2 separate regions of the Homo sapiens genome follow, and region 2 is linked to region 1. The links are chromatin loops, found by intact Hi-C in ENCODE. Cell type or tissue: HepG2. All regions are shown on one strand. Links, peaks and the distances in the headings refer to the core of each region. The heading gives the core; the rest is flanking DNA. Region 1 holds the start of BLACAT1 (BLACAT1 overlapping LEMD1 locus). Region 2 overlaps KLHDC8A (kelch domain containing 8A).

Evidence for each region. Peaks named below come from ENCODE experiments on the same cell type or tissue, not always from the same donor. Only the 100,000 strongest peaks of a DNase experiment are listed, where the experiment ranks them.
Region 2: it touches region 1 in a loop (2.5-fold over the local background); 1 of 110 quality-filtered maps calls a loop at or near these places.

Annotation. Positions count from the first base shown.
Region 1 is chr1:205,453,715-205,456,619 of GRCh38, forward strand. BLACAT1 (BLACAT1 overlapping LEMD1 locus) reads right to left here and starts at 2,331. Exons shown (of 2, transcript NM_001397426.2): 1 at 2,203-2,331. LEMD1-DT (LEMD1 divergent transcript) reads left to right here and starts at 2,344. Exons shown (of 3, transcript NR_148934.1): 1 at 2,344-2,509. In HepG2, for the core only: a CTCF peak has its summit at 1,297; a DNase peak (open chromatin) is centred at 1,288; H3K4me3 peaks cover 323 bases; H3K27me3 peaks cover 2,500 bases.
Region 2 is chr1:205,334,259-205,337,163 of GRCh38, forward strand. KLHDC8A (kelch domain containing 8A) reads right to left here. Exons shown (of 6, transcript NM_018203.3): 6 at 1,803-2,905. Among named protein-coding and RNA genes, the nearest start is that of NUAK2, 14 kb to the left of the region's middle. In HepG2, for the core only: a CTCF peak has its summit at 1,541 (motif pointing right); a DNase peak (open chromatin) is centred at 1,553; H3K27me3 peaks cover 292 bases.

The DNA.
Region 1 (2,905 bases), core at 122-2,621:
ATCTGATCTCCAATAAGCTCCAAGGTTGGGCTGTGGGAGGGAGGACACAGGGAGGTTCTTGTGTTACAAGAATCTAGCCTCCCCAAGTCCAGGACCCAGGCCACAGTTTTGCCTCTCAGCCAATAAAGCTGTTAAAGAAAAATATAAGAATGGGTCATTGGCAAACTCACATGCATTTCAACCTGAGCAATTTATGAATATCGAAATGTCTCAGTGTCTGCCCAAGCACTATTCCTGCCCCCACCCCTTTTCTTCCATGCCCCTCCTCAACCCCCATGGGGTGATGGTGCCCCAGCCCAAAGAACTATGGAACTGGGCTCTCCCAAGCCCCTGTGGAGTACCTCTTGGAGGAGGAGGCAGACAGAGATGAAGGGTGGGGAGAATGGCTTCAGGGACACCACTCATTTATCAAATATGCACCGAGCACAGACAGTGGGATGGGCACCGTGCTAGGCACCAGGAGACAGCACTCAGGGAGGCCCAGCAGGCAGTCCAGTGGGAAGACAGGCCCATATGCATATGACTGCAATTCAGAGCAGTCACGTCAGCAGGACTGTGGTCTCCCCTGCCACCCAGTCTTCATGTCACCTCTTCCAGGGTTACACTGAATTTGATCCTCCCTAGTTGAGGGTCTCTCCTTCCTCTTCATGCCTTTAGGATGGTAGTCCCCAGCTCTGAGACTCCTGGATGTTCTCTTTGTGTGTGTGGGGTGCGTGGGATGGGGGTGGGGGGTGGTGGTGTATGGGCAATGGGAGGGGCCCTGAGTCTCAGAGAGTGCCCAATACTACTTGGAGGAAGTGTTATCTGGTGTGAGTGTGTGTGTGTGTGTGTGTGTGAGAGAGAGAGAGAGAGATCCTCTTTTCCTGCCTCTGTGGCAGCCCCAGTGGAGCAATGGAAAGCCGGCATTGAATGACTGAGAGATAGAAGTTGTTTGCAGCCCCAGGCCTCCGTTGTGTCCTCCTGGAGGGCATAAGCCACCAAAATTACCCCTAAAGGGGGTTTCTTAGAGGACAATCCCTTTCCCCTCAATTCAGAGCTCTTTCACCAGGGGTTCCCATCCCAGCCTCAAAAGAGCTGACTTTTCCTCCAAAGTTAGCCCTTCTTAAGGCTCAAGTTGAGAAAAGTTGTTCACTGGCAGATTAAGGTATGTAAAAAAAAAAAAATCGTCAGGAAAGATTAAATCAGACCAAAAGAAGAATTTGTTAATGAGGGTTGAGGAAAGGAAGGCAGTATACAAGCACTTCCAAACGGAGGCTGTGGAATGTTGGTCGGAAGGGAGGGCTCTCCCTTGGGCCCCCAGACGCCCTCTCCTGACCAGCTCAGCACTGGCAGGGCTGGCCAGCTCTTGTTCCCCGGGGGCACCCTGTTATGGACCCTTTCTCAGGAAAGGGAGCACCTATCCTTGTCTAGCTGCCTTCCTGGGCCCCTACCCGGCCAGAGCTCCTCCTCCAGGTGGGCTCCTAGCTCCGGCCTTTCTTAGGCATGCAAGGGCCCCAGGGATGGGGAGGCAGTGGGAGGCAGGCTTATGGCCAAGAGGTCTGGCCAGACCTAGACCCCACAGACACAATGGCTAGGAAGGACTCTGATGTGTGTGGGGAGTAGCTGGTGTCTCCTCTAAGCCTGGGACCATGTTTGCCTCCACATATACTGGAGTTGGTGGTTTGGCCCACGGACATGGCTTCTCCCAGGCCCCAAACTGGGGTCTCCTGGGGCCCTCTGTTCCAAGGGTACCAGACAAACATATGCACAGGTGTCACAAACCCCTGATCCCTAACCCCTTTACAGCCCCTTCCTCATACCACTCCATACCATGGGGTATAAAGGAAACGGAGGAGGCACTCCAAGCGGGTTTCACTCAGCGGGGACAGGAGGATCGGCTACCTCCGGAGCCAAGGCTCCCTCTCACACTCCCCCCAATCCCACCAGCGGCAAAATCCTTTAAAAGGAACAAAGGCAATGGGGGCGGGGAGGGGGCTTCCTCTTTGGTCGACCTAGGGCGGCGGCTGACGCAGCCCGCCGCCGGTCAGCTTTCAGGTGAGTGCCTGAACCCGCATCCCGCCCATGCCTTAGGGACCCCTCTTCGCCCAGCCAAGCCCGGGGCGGGGAGGAAAGTCCCCCTCAGCCGCACTCGGGCCCCCAACCCGGCCAAGGGGTCGCCAACTCGCGGCACTTTCTGCCTGTTTGTTTTCGCTCAGTACTCACAGTTTAGATGCTAAGCCGGCTCCTCTTGCACTCACTTCCTTTGTGTCTCTCTCTCTCTTTCTCTCTCTCTCCCCCTCACCAATCTCTTTCTTCCCTCCTTGTCCGATTCTCTGCTGTAGCTTCCAGTGGAGAAAAATAATTATTCTTCAATGGGTTAGCACGGGGCGCACGCACACACGCGCGCGCACACACACCCCGCCGAGGTACCCAATCAATGCACAAATCTTCGGGGTCCCTTTAACCTCTGCGGATGACTCCGGGAGTTAATTATGAAGCCTATTTCGGCGCGGCATAAATATGCATTAAGGTAGGAAATAATCGATACGCTGAACTTCTGGGAACTGGCATTTAGACGGACTCCGTCTCGCCGCCCCCCACTCCCTCCATGGCCCCACGAGCCACCTCCACAGCCTCGCGCCTTCCCGGGGTCGCAACGCCTATCACAAGCTTCTACCCGGGTTTCAGGGGGCCCCTGTAGTGGCGTGGGCGCCGCGCCGGTGCCGGGAGACCCCCTCGTGCGCCCTCTGCGGTCGGGGCAGACCCTCAGCCGGAGCTTCTTCCTCCCCCACCCCTGCAGGCCGGGCCCAAGCTGCGACACCCCCAGCACGGGCTCAGCCTGTGAACAAACTCCGAGCTCAGTACTCGGAGGAACTGGCGAGAGCGGGACGGCTACCTGCCCGCACGCCCGATTTCCGGGCACAGC
Region 2 (2,905 bases), core at 234-2,733, 120 kb before region 1:
ACCTGGCTTCCCTCTTCTTTCAAAGTGCAGTTTGAGATTTATTTCCTGGAAACCTGCACTGAACTCTTCATCTCAGCTCTCTGCAACCACCCTGAGTGGGGTGCCTGTGAGTTGCACTAGCAAAGGCTGACACTGATCAAACAGTAACGGCAGCCATGGTCCCCTGTCTTCCTCCCAAGATGTAACTGCTATAGGGCAGGAATCTAGCACCATGCCAGGCACAGAATAGGTGTTAAATGTTAAATAATGGAATGAAAAAGTTAGAAGGGAATTTTCGGGGGAGTATACATTTAGGAATAATCTATGCCCATTTCACATGAGGAAACCCTTCTCACCCATTCCTTGCGAATACTCACACTCATTCCTTAGGAAACAATCTCAATCCTTCTAGATTTTGAGACATTTTGAACTTCCTACATAGTATAGCGCAGTTGATTTTCTTTCCTTTCCTGGTGCTATTTCACGTGAGGCAATGCAGTGCTGTGGTCACAAGTTTTGGGATCAGACCTGGTTCAGTCACTTACGAGTTTGTGACCCTGGAGCCCCAGTTTTCTCATCTGCAAGATGGGAGGATACTACCTACCTCATGGAGTTGATCTGAGGGTTGAAAGAAGTACCTTACCACCTGTGAGACAGCATTATGATTGCTGTTGTGTAGGTTGGGAAATGAAGACAGGAAAGGTGAGGAGCCTTCCCACAGTGGAAAGGGGACGGGAAAGCCTATGGGGGTTGGGGAGCGAGACCTGGGCCAGGCCATCTTATCCCAGATCCTGTGCTGCCTCTGCAGCACCATGAGGTACAGGACCACATGGCTTAACAGACATTCAGTATTTCCCTCATTCCTCAGTGAGGCACCCCTAAAGTCTTTCCAGAATGGACTTCCAAGGGGTGAGTTCTCAGCAGATACCAGCTCCAGCCCGGAGTTGCCCTCACAGGGTCCAGCAGCTAATTCAACCTTTTAGAGCTCTCTGTACTCCCAAGGTTCCGTCTGACCATTCAAAAATGGCTCATTGTCTGGGAATGGTGGCTGAGGCTTGTAATCTAGCACTTTGGGAGTCCGAGGCAGGAGGATTGCTTGAGTCTAGGGCCAGTTACTTGGGAGGCTGGGGTGGGAGGATTGCTTGAGCCCAGGCGGAGAGTGCAGTGAACCCTGATCGCACCACTGCACTCCAGCCTGGGCAACAGAGCAAGACCCTGTCTCAAAAAAAAAAAAGCTCAGCCCTATCCATGCATATGGGACCACTTTGTGTGCTTGGAAATGCCCCCTCCCATAAGGCTTGGGTTTCTCTTGCAAGGGGTGGAGGCACTCCAGTTGCTAAACACCTTTCTTGGGTAGGGGATTGAGGAGACAGGATGCCTTTGGAAGAGCATCCCCTAATGCACAGTTCCATCATCCCTTATAGTATCTGCAGCTCCTCCAGCTCCTGTTTCTATCTGTTACTTCAGGGGCTGAACTCAAATATAGGGATCCAGAAGCAGCAGGGGAGGCCTCTCTGCAGTCTCCTCACTAGGGGGCAGCAGCGGCTACGGGAGGCCTCCCAGCCCTGGGAGGGGGAAGGGAAATGCTGGGCCAGCAGGTGGCAGTGCCCTTCTTGGACCCAAGTAAGGAAAAAGTCCAAGTACCCAGAGAAAGGGAGGGGAAAAAAATCCGTATCCTGTAAAGACCCAGGTTCCACTTGTCCTTGAAGATCCCGCTGAAGGTGTCACACTCCCTCCCTCCAGGAGGCTCCCTGGACCCCTCAGATCCAGATAGGTGATCCTCCTCCATTCCTGCCTCCTGGAGAAAGAATTACACTATCACCTGATGAGTGATACCTGACTCCTCCAGAACCCTTCAGGGCAGGCATTTTATTCATCATTTATTTTAAAAATAACTGGGAGTCAGAAACAGATGCTAAGAGGAGGCACATTCTTCAAGTTTTCTAAAAGAACCCTTTCTACTTTGGATAGGACAAAAATGAGCTTTGGCTGAATGAACTGAGACTAGACATAAGAAGGACTGAGCTGCTGATGAGTTATGAATGGAAGACTAACACGCAGTCTCAAGGCAGGAGAAGAAGAACATGTGCTGTTTTCCTGGGAGTGGGGCAACTGGTGGTGGCTGTGAGAAGGCAGAGCTCTTCAGAGGGGACAGCCAAGAACAGGTAGTCACTGGGGGCCCTATTTAGCCTGAGAATGCAGGAGGGATTGTTTTATGGGGTCCTCCCTGCCCCTCAAGACACCCTTCCGCCCCATCCCCACACCAGGGTGCTAGAGAAGATAGGAATATAGATTTTAATCATTGTGCTGCTGCTATTAACCAGAGTGCAATTAATCCATCTTTTGTGGATTTTGATGCCACAGTGTAAATGAGAGGGTTTCACACAGAAACACTCTGGGGGCCTTCGGTGACAAAAGGGCTAGGCCTCTGGTGGGGAGGGGGTGGCAAAAGGTGAAGTGGAATTAGGAGAGATGTGGGGAGCAGACCCAGGGCTGGGAGACTGCTCCTTCCCCATCACACATGCCCATCAAGGACCCCAAGAGGAAGGGATTCTTCCTGCCATGGCCTGGGCTGTCCAAGTGAGCCTGACTTCCCTTCCAAGGCAGCTGCCTCTAGCTTCATGTCCAATTCTCGCTGAGTAGATGAGGTCCAGGGTAGGCCCACAGTTGACCACCAAATGGTGAAGAGATATAAGCCAAGGGAGAAGAAAGTGGTTTGGAACCCCCAATCATTCTCCATTTTTCATCCTAAGCTACCTTAAAACTAGTTCAGAGCTGGGGAAAGACAGCAACAGCAGTCTATCCTCTCGGTCAGAACTGCTCTACCTGCCTCCTGGAGATGGGGGTGGGGGGAGGTGGGACTCACAGGAGGGAGAGGTAGGAAATATTCCTGTGCCTTTCTTTGCCTGTGCAGTAAGTGAAGACT